Regions from separate parts of the Homo sapiens genome. Here regions 2, 3 and 4 are each linked to region 1. The links are chromatin loops, found by intact Hi-C in ENCODE. Cell type or tissue: Calu3. All regions are shown on one strand.

What was found. Hi-C counts contacts between places; a loop is a spot of excess contacts. Peaks named below come from ENCODE experiments on the same cell type or tissue, not always from the same donor. Only the 100,000 strongest peaks of a DNase experiment are listed, where the experiment ranks them.
Region 2: a loop joins it to region 1, with 3 times the contacts of the local background. A loop is called at or near these places in 28 of 110 quality-filtered maps.
Region 3: a loop joins it to region 1, with 2.7 times the contacts of the local background. A loop is called at or near these places in 3 of 110 quality-filtered maps.
Region 4: it touches region 1 in a loop (7-fold over the local background); 72 of 110 quality-filtered maps call a loop at or near these places.

What each region holds. Positions count from the first base shown.
Region 1 is chr7:16,431,346-16,433,845 of GRCh38, reverse strand. The region is part of intron 2 of LOC105375168 (a long non-coding RNA gene); the gene reads right to left. Among named protein-coding and RNA genes, the nearest start is that of CRPPA, 11 kb to the right of the region's middle. In Calu3, no CTCF peak of the experiment used is centred here; a DNase peak (open chromatin) is centred at 1,525.
Region 2 is chr7:16,113,486-16,115,985 of GRCh38, reverse strand. The region is part of intron 9 of CRPPA (CDP-L-ribitol pyrophosphorylase A); the gene reads left to right. Among named protein-coding and RNA genes, the nearest start is that of CRPPA-AS1, 96 kb to the left of the region's middle. In Calu3, a CTCF peak has its summit at 1,182; a DNase peak (open chromatin) is centred at 1,145.
Region 3 is chr7:16,678,097-16,680,596 of GRCh38, reverse strand. The region is part of intron 3 of BZW2 (basic leucine zipper and W2 domains 2); the gene reads right to left. Among named protein-coding and RNA genes, the nearest start is that of BZW2, 33 kb to the right of the region's middle. In Calu3, no CTCF peak of the experiment used is centred here; a DNase peak (open chromatin) is centred at 1,496.
Region 4 is chr7:16,563,833-16,566,332 of GRCh38, reverse strand. It overlaps LRRC72 (leucine rich repeat containing 72), which reads right to left. Exons shown (of 9, transcript NM_001195280.2): 6 at 1-20. Among named protein-coding and RNA genes, the nearest start is that of LRRC72, 38 kb to the right of the region's middle. In Calu3, a CTCF peak has its summit at 1,239 (motif pointing right); a DNase peak (open chromatin) is centred at 1,182.

The DNA.
Region 1 (2,500 bases):
TTGCTTCCATTTGCAGTGGAATCAGAAGCTGGAATACAGCAGGCAATGGCAAAAGTGAAAGTGACACCATGACTCTATCTGATTTCCCCCCATTTGTTGATGGTTTCTTCCATTATTTCTGGCCGACACATTTACTTATGCTCTTCAGAGGATTTGTAAGCAGGGAGAAGTCTCCTATAAGATAGGACTCTTAATCCAGTTCCAGTCCCAAGATATGAAGAAGCAATTAACAGTTCAAATATGGCACCCATGATTTCAAATGAGAGGTCTAACTCAGATAAACAAGTCGTTGAAGTGGGACACCATGTCCACATGATAGAACATTAGGCAAAATACATTGTTTTTCTCCTATTGTTACTGCCAGTGGGTTATTTATCAAAAACTGATAAGCAGGTGACTTCTGTTAAAGAAAGTTTGTACATCTCTAGTAGATATCGAGCTTTTTGGCTCCCTTTCCAACATAGCGTAGTTTTAATGTTCAGAAATTCCTGCTTTGCTCAGTATACAACTGTAGGTAGAGGAAAAAAAGCTCATATCATTTTGTAGACATTTCTCTCTCTTAAAGTAGATGGCCACAAAAAATTATAATACTCAGAGCTTATAACTTTCAGCTTTGAGGTAATAAAAATCACCTTCTATTGTTCATTGGGGCTGGGTGTGGTAGCTCATGCCCGTAATCCCAGCACTTTAGGAGGCTGAGGTGGGTGGATCACGAGGTCAGGAGATGGAGACCATCCTGGCTAACACGGTGAAACCCCGTCTCTACTACAAATACAAAAAATTAGTCAGGCATTGTGGTGTGTGCCTGTAATCCCAGCTACTCAGGAGGCTGAGGCAGGAGAATCGCTTGAACCCGGGAGGTGGAGGTTGCAGTGAGCTGAGATCGCACCACTGCACTCCAGCCTGGGCAACAGAGTGAGATTCCATCTCCAAAAAAGAAAAAAAAATTTTTTTCATTGACTTTCAAAGAAATTAATTGCTTTTAATCTGTTATTGCAAATATTTCTTCATATTTGTAGTTTTGTTGACTTGTAAATTAAGATCATCATGTGACATGGTTTTAACTCTGATTAAAGTTACATTTAATATGTGTGGTTGAAATTAAAAATGGAAAAAATTACAAATATGAAGAATTTCTCACTGCTACCATTTCTCCTTCTAATAATAAAGTGTTAATCCATACAGTATGGTCCTAAGGAGAGCTTCACTTATAAGTGAGACCTAAATGTTGTCACATCTTGAAAATCAGTTCTTTGTATATCACTTGGGATATATAAAAGCAGGGTCATCCGTATCAGAAACAATTTCTTAAACATATACTCTCTTTGCCAATATTTCAACCCTAGTTTTGGGATTTTATGATGGCAAAGGAGGGTTTTTGACAGCTATTGGTACCTTAAAAGTGAACAGCCTGTAGAAATAAATGATCCCAAAGAGCAGATACAGCCATACAGATCACTCTGAATTTCTTTGACATCTCCCTCTCCTGGAAGGCCAAATAATAACCTATTGACTCTTCTGCCCTCCTGTGGCCAGAAATCAATGGAGTCTGTACCTCTTGAGTAGATATTGCTGTGATCTAAAGACAAGTGGATTATTAAAATGGATGTTTGGTGCCTATGTTAGTCAGGGTTCTCTAGAGAAACTGCACCAATAAGAAGATATATATTTATTATAAAGTATTGGCTCAGGCAATTATGGAGGCTGAAAAGTCCCAGGGTAGGTTGATTGCAAACTGGAGACCCAGGAAAGCTGGTCCTGTAGTCTGAAGGGTGGATAGCCCGAGAGCCAATGCTTTAGATTCCAGTCTGTGTCTGAAGGCCTGAGAATCAGGAGGACCTATGTTAGGAGAAGATTAATGTAAAACTTAAGCTGTCAAACAGAGAGGCAATTCAACCTTCTTCCACTTTTTTGTTCTATTCAAGCCCTCCACACATTAGATGATGCCCACGATATTGGAGAGGACTATCTGCTTTACTCAGCTTACAAATTCAAATGCTAATCTCTTCTGGAAACACCCTCACAGACACACCCAGAAATAATGCTCACCCAGCTATCTGAGCATCCTGTGCTTAGTGAAGTTGACACATAAAATTAACCACCTCAATGCCTGTTGAAGATTGTCTGCAAAGATGGCCATTAATAATTCCTTCATTTTCTGTAAAAATTCCTTTCATCATGATGTGCAGCTACTTTCCCTCTTCTTGAATTCTGTCTGGACTTGTGACTTCCTTTGACCAACAGAATGACACAGATTTGACACTGTGCTAGTTTGGGGCATGAAATTTAAGAGGCGTTGGCAGAATCTGTTTGTTTGTTTTTTAAAGAAACCATTCACTATATAAAGAAGATCAGGCTATCCTGCTGGAGAAAAATACCATGTGGAAGAGAACTAAGGTGCCCCAGGCAATATCCAACACCAAGGACCCCAACCTATAAAGGAGTCCATTTTGGATCCTCCTTTAGCTTCATTTGAACTACCTTAGCCAACCCCATGTGA
Region 2 (2,500 bases), 320 kb after region 1:
TAGTGGTTTTTTATTCCCATCATTCTTTCCAAATGTATTAATTGGAATTTTCCAATAAAGATCTTTACCTTTTGTGCCATCTATGTCTTTCTGCTCTTTTTCCCTTTCTATCTATCTAATCTATCTGAATGAACTCATTAGTATTAGTCTTATTTTATGGATTCTGTTCCATACTCTCATGATTTTGTTGCTCCAGTTTTCCCACATGTGGTGAATGGGAGCTCCTTCATGTTGCCTTATGTTGTCCTTCACAATGTTCTCATCAGATTTTGAGGGTGTCCCTACATTCTGGCACCAAAGGATATTTCAGACTCATCTTATTCTTCATTCAGGCTTGAAATGAGCAATTTCTCCAAGAAACCTAAATTTCTTTTTTTAAAAATTGGTATTTAGAAACCAAGATCCTGAGCACTAAGGGTGCTCATTGCACCTTGCATGTCACAATTTGTAAGCCCTTTCAAAGTGAACAGGACTAGGAAATATATCTATTTCTAGACACAGAAACACTCTTCTATACCTATTTCTACATTTGTAACTGAGTGTATTCGTATGTAATTTATAATCTAGCTAAAAGAAACCATTTGTTGATATCTCGATTTTTCAGTCCAACATCATAGAATTTTCTAGCTCTCCTTTTTCTTATATGTAATCCATCTCTCTAACATATATCTTACTCAACATAGCATACACATAGTATACTTTCAGAATTGCTAACCCATATCTCTTAGAAAACAATAGTACTAATGAGTATGATAGTTTTATATATAGTTCTTTGTCTTAGAATATTGAATCAAAATACTAATTTCCAAATTTAGTTAGGGCCACCCTCTTCAGTTTGGTTCTTTATTTATAGTACATTTTGGTTCATTTCATATTGTTAATCGATTTTGGAGTATCCCTACCCCATCCTGCTTGATTCTAATTATTTTTTTGGAGTGCGTGAAACATTAACATAGTTTTGAAAGTCAGATAGTCAAAGGCTATTCAGTTTGGAGTGTTACCTTAGTCTTTTGCCTCATTATTTTTTGGAGAGCAGGGGAGTCATTAACTGAGGTAACTGAATTTTATTTTATGTAATAACTATACATTTATTAAGTTCTCTCTTATTAATTTCTTGTGGATTTGACTAGGGTTTACACGATACCTAATTCAATGCTGCTCTCTTCTGTCACTGTAGCAGAATCTGGCTTCTTTAGTTAATCTTATTTAATGGTGGAGAAAGGAGTTATGTGTCCTCCAGTTGTTTGGTTGTCTTTCATATTTCAGGAACCTAATTTTTTTTCTTTTCCTCTTCATTACTCTGTTGCCAAATATTTCTTCTCCCTTGTTGTGTGTGTGTGTTTTCCCCAGGAGAAGTCTGCCAAATCAAGCATAATTTTAAGTCCCTTCCTTGAAGTCTTGCTGGTTATTCACACGTTTTAGTATTTTCACATTTAAGTCAGAATTACTGTTTTTGGTGGTGATTTTAAATAAACTTTATACTCATCAGTAGCTCCCTTCTTTCTTTTCATATTTTTTCAGTTTGCCCTTAGTTGCCACACAAACATTTATGGCAGAACAGGAGAAGGAGAAATTGCTTATTGAGATTTGCTGGTTTTCTCTTATTTTCTTTAACTTGCAGTTACTTTGAAGTTTGGGGATTTTTTTTTGTCTTAAATGGTATCAAAGGTGTGTGTGTGTGTGTGTGTGTATGTGTGCGTGTCTACTTTGATCTCGTTCAGTACTATTTTTGGAGAAAGTATTCAGAGTCTCCATTTGCTTTAGCCACCTGAGATCCCCTTTGTTTTTACTCCAATTTCTCTCTGCTTGTTAGAAGTTTCACATCCTATTTTTATACATTAAGCAGTCTCTTAAAATTTTTCTTTGCCCATTTATTTGAAAATCTGAAGTCAGTATTTTACTTTCCCAACACTTTTATGAATCTTAGAGCATTTCAAGTTTGATCAGTTACCTCCTAACTTTTATGCTACTGTTCTTACCCAGTATTTTGATTTTGTTCTTTTAAATATCCTTTATATTTAGATGTTACTTATTTATAATTTTCTAGAGACTACTGTGTTTAGATTTATGTACTTATTTTAAAATCATTTTTAAATTTTCCATGCCTTCCTGCTCTTTAGACCTTGATTCAGAGATTATTTTCCTTCCATGTGAGTTACAGACTTTAGTGTAAGAAGGGATTTTAAGGATATACTTTCATATTTTATTTGAAGGAGGCAGTATTTTATTTCTAATCTTGAAAAATAATGTTGGTGTGTGGAGGGGGGAGTGTTGTAAACATTCTAGTTTGATAGCTTTGTTGAGGGGGGTGTAGTTTTTGCTGTTGATTTTAGCACTTTAAAAATACTGTCCTTGTGTTCTTGCTACCATTATTTTTGGGAGAGACGCTGCCAGGCTAATTGTTGGTCTGTTTTGATGTATTCCTTCTAGTTGCTTTAAGATTGTCTCTACTTAGTATTTCAGTTTCCTTACAATTTATCTACTTTTTGTGATTTTTTTA
Region 3 (2,500 bases), 250 kb before region 1:
CTGGGCTCAAGTGGTCCTCCTGCCTCAGCATCCCAAAGTGCTTGGATTACAGACGTAAGCCACTGTAGTTGGCCTTGTATACTTCATGTTTCTAATATAATACAAATTAGTTGTTTCATTCATACTCCCACCATAGTGTACTTCATTTTTGTTCCACATCCTTGCCTTCACTACATCCTGTCACTATAAGTCTGGTTCTTTCCAAAGTATATTCTTAATCATGGAAGCAAAGAACAACATTTATTCAGTAAATTTTTCAGTAAATATTCAGTAATATTCAGTAAATATTCTCAATGCAACTCCAAACACTTCCCACTCCAGGACATAGTTCTTTCTTCAGGCTTGCTAACATTTTGCAAGTATTTTGCAGATACTCTACCTAGATCACCAACTACAGAACTGACCAGATCTGACTCATAGAATCTTTTTGCCTTCTACTTGGGTAGCTATTACAATTGCTCCCTCCTTTGCTAACCCAGTTACCCATGACTGGTTGAATAGCATGGACTCCGATGCTTGCTATTTGAATTTGATCGCCCAGCTGCTATGTTGGCTAGAAGAAATTATTTTATTCTCTCTCATCTTTTTTTCCCCATGGACTCAATAGATTAGATGCCTTTTTCTTCAATAACTTTCCATATTCAAAGGGTCCTCCTGTAAGTTTCAATGGTAGCCATTAGAAGCATTAGTTGATTAGAAGAGCAGAATGAGAACATTAGGAATTTTTATTTTCTAATTTTACTTCGTTGTAATTAAGGTAGAAGGTTTGGGTAGTTAGATTAATATCTTTCATATACACAACAAATGTTTCTAGTGTATATACTTATACCAGCTACTGTGCTAGGCACCAAGGATACAATAATAGTCAAAGCTGAAAAGACAAACACTCTCTACTCATTAGCCACTCCCTTTATTTGTTTGAGTATTAGTGTATAATCACCTTGATTTAACTTGTGATTTCAGATCTCTGGATTAAAAGGGCCACCCATAGCCACCTTTCTTAGCAGGCATAGGCAAATGAGAATTCAATCAAGTTATACTTTCCTTAGCTTATCATCCCCTCTATGGGCTTCAGACTTCAGCATACAGTTTAGTAAGTAAATTAGTTTTTGGAGAAGTCAGCCCCTTCAAGAGTCTATTTTCACTCAATTAATTTATGCATGAGATTTAATTAGCCCTTTTAAATGAATATAACCACCTGGAACTGTTGCGGGAAGTCAGGGAACCTGAACGGAGGGACCGGCTGAAGCCACGGCAGAAGAACATAAATTGTGAAGATTTCATGGACATTTGTTAGTTCCCCAAATTAATACTTTTATAATTTCTTAAGCCTGTCTTTACTGCAATCTCTGAACATAAATTGTGAAGATTTCATGGACATTTATCACTTCCCCAATCAATACTTACGCAGTTGAAGATAAGGGATGAAATACACCCTGGTCTCCTGCAGCACCCCCAGGCTTGTTAGGATTGGGAAATTCCAGCCTGGCAAAATTCTAGTCAGACCAGTTGTGTCTGCTCTCAAACCCTGTTTCCTGTTAAGATATTTATCAATGACAGTGTGTGCCCAGCGGGACATGGACCTTCATCAGTAATTCTAATTTCGCCCTGGCCTTGTGATCTTGCTCTGCCCCCATCTGCCTTGTGATATTTTATTGCCTTTGAAGCATGTGATCTCTGTGACCCACACTCTATTCGTACACTGTCTCCCCTTTGGAAATCGCTAATAAAAACTTGCTGGTTTTGCAGCTCAGGCCGACACGTGATGTCACCCCCCGAGACCCAGCTGTAAAATTTCTTACTTTTGTACTCTTTCTCTATTTCTCACACCGGCCAACACTTAGGGAAAACAGAAAAGAACCCACGTTGAAATATTGGGGGCTGGTTCCCCTGATATGGAACAAACTTAGATAATGATCTTCTAAAAACTCTGGGCTAATTATTGCTATTGCTTTTGATAGAAATTATAAAACTGAAAAGTTTGATATTGAAACTACAGACTTTTGAGAGGTATGTTTTTTAAAGTTACATTGTTTAATGAAAGAAAACACTTATTACATATTAATAATATTGCTACATCTTGCATTAAAATTTTTGCTGATATTAGGACAAAGTATTGTTTGCCATTTCTAACGTTTTTGGAGTGACTGCTGTTTTTCTCAAGGTAGAAGTGAACTTAATACATTTATTGTATTTACTATACGAAGGGTAATATTGAAAGACCAAGATAGCTGCTATTTTAAGAACAATGGGGCCGGGCGTGGTGGCCCATGCTTGTAATCCCAGCACTTTGGGACAGATCACCTGAGGTCAGGAGTTCGAGACCAGCCTAGCCAACATGGTGGAAACCCCATCCCTACTAAAATTACAAAATTAGCTGGGTGTGCCGGCACACGCCTGTAATCCCGGCTACTCGAGATAATTGCCTGATTCCAGGAGGCGGAAGTTGCAGTGAGCCAACACTCCAGCCTGGGCGACAGCATTAAAAAAAAAAAAAAAA
Region 4 (2,500 bases), 130 kb before region 1:
CAAAGGATTTTGGTATAGACCTGCAAATGAAGAATCCAAAATAAAAATGTCAGATTTCAAAATCAGTTTCACTTATCACTTATAAAATACAAAAAATTAAGAGATTCGTATAAAACATAAGAACTTGTAAAGCTCTTCTCCATATCAAGCAATAGACCCATTAAACCTTTACTTAGAGCACCAGTTAATTTTTCTATCTGTTAAATTCATTCATTCAACAAATATTTACCAAGTGCTTACTATCCACTAGGAACTGTGCTAAGGGCTATGATCAAATCATTGACCCAAGTCTGCAACAAATGAGGGAAATTTTTAACATGTCCATAAATAAGTTAGTAAATGAAGAACTAGATATCAGCTCTATTGGAGTCTTGAGGCTACTTTTTATTAAAATATCACTTGGTACTCTTCTTTCAGTCTCCAAGTTCACAAGGGTGCATGTGTGAAGATAGGCAGAGACACAACACCCGGCTCTAATAGAACTTACTTCCTCCACACCATTGCTCATAGTTCAGAATGTGTCAATAGTAGCTTCAGATCTCAGCAGGACCAGAGCTGAGCAGAAGTGGCTCTTGCATCTTGTCTACCTCTGGCCAGGCACGTGCAGTTCTGAGATCCTGGTGTGCAGGTGCTAGGATGTGTGATAAACCGCACTTCCTAATGCAGTGGTTGGAAGAAGGGGGCATGTGGATGCAGAAGCAGCCCTGGCACTTTTGACATCATATCCCTTGGGAATCAGCACATAGTTATGTTTTTAAACATCCTCAACTAGAAGTTGTGAGGGCTTTATTTTTAAAAAAAGATATTTTCCCTATTCATCCTAGATGATAATAAACATATTTTTTCAATACAATGTGAAATAAAACTTTAATGATTTTCAGTTGGGCATTTTTTTTTTTTTTTGACAGAGTCTTGTTCTTGTTGCCAGGCTGGAGCGCAATGGCATGATCTTGCTCACTGCAACCTCTGCCTCCCGGGTTCAAGCAATTGTCCTGATTCAGCCTCCTGAGTAGCTGGGATTACAGGCGCCTGCCACCACGCTTGGCTAATTTTTGTATTTTTAGTAGAGACGGAGTTTCGCCATGTTGGCAAGGCTGGTCTCGAACTGCTGACCTCGTGATCCGCCCACCTTGGCCTCCCAAAATACAGGCATCAGCCACCGCACCTGGCCAGTAATCTTTAGTTATTCGGATTCCACCTACCTACATGCAATTTCTAGGAAATTCTTCTGAAAATACACCTAATAAGGAGAACCACTAGATGGCAGTAGTAGAAAGAGCTCCAGCTACCGCACAACTCCTTCACTCAATAAAATGAAGCTCACTTAATGTACATGTGAAATTTAAGAGTACTGTTGTAGACTATTCATAAAATACAGGTTTGATAAAGGCATGAAAATAGTAAGCATTAGAAACTCGGAAAAAACTGATTAATATTTCTAAAGAGCAGTTTGTAACATAAAGAAGATTGGGGTAGGTGCATGCTTAAAAGATAACAAGCTAGATAAAAACTAAAAAAAAAAAATCAATCATCTGGATGTTTTCTCTGTAGTAATAAAGCATTCTGATATTTGTTGTATAAACACAACTTTTTCTGGCTAATAAAAGCGTTATATATAGCTATTCCCTGTGGAAAACGCGAGCTTTAGAGGGACATAAAGCAGGCAATGGAAGACACCTGGTACATAATAAACAAAAGTTACAGGAGTGAGGAAAGGCATACAGGAAAATGTAGAGCCAGGAGCCACAAAGAAATTTAAAAGAAAGGAAATATGTAAGTAATGGAGAAAATGAGAAGAAAAATAAAACTTTTTTTTTTTCAAGATTTCTTAAATGACAGAAAATGGTCTGAATTTTATTCTTGAAAGAGAAGGATTTTAAAGTGGTAACAAATAATTATAACTGCAGGACAGGGAATAGAACAGATGTATATTAAACCACTAATAAAAGAGCCATTGGGATCATGAATTGTAGTTCGAGCCAGAGAAAGTAAAGAAAAGGACCCTCTTCAAGGATATAAAAGCAAAACACAATTGTTTCTAATGAGAACTCAGAAGGAAGAAAAAGTCACAGATGCTTTAGTACAGAAGTCTGCTTTGTGGTTACTGTCTTGGGGAATCACATCTGACACCTCATAACCCTGTTATACATTATAGCATCTGGAAGTAGAGTCTGCCTTTACATATGACGTTAATGGAAAATATACCAACATCTTTCAATGACGTTTTCTCTAGGTGTACCCTTCGTCTTCTCTTTCCCCTCTGAGGACATTACTATCCATTTCATTTCATTTCTTGGGTTTTTCTGCTAATCCTTGGTTAAGTAACTTCTATATGGAAATTTAAAAACTAGCTTCAGCTGAATAAAACACCAAACTTGGATTTACTACTGTTACATTACTTATTAGCAACATATTGATACTAAAAACTCTATGGACTTGTGGTTGACCATTCATCTCATCCTAAAGTAAAAACTGAATGACACGAAATCAGAAAACTGAA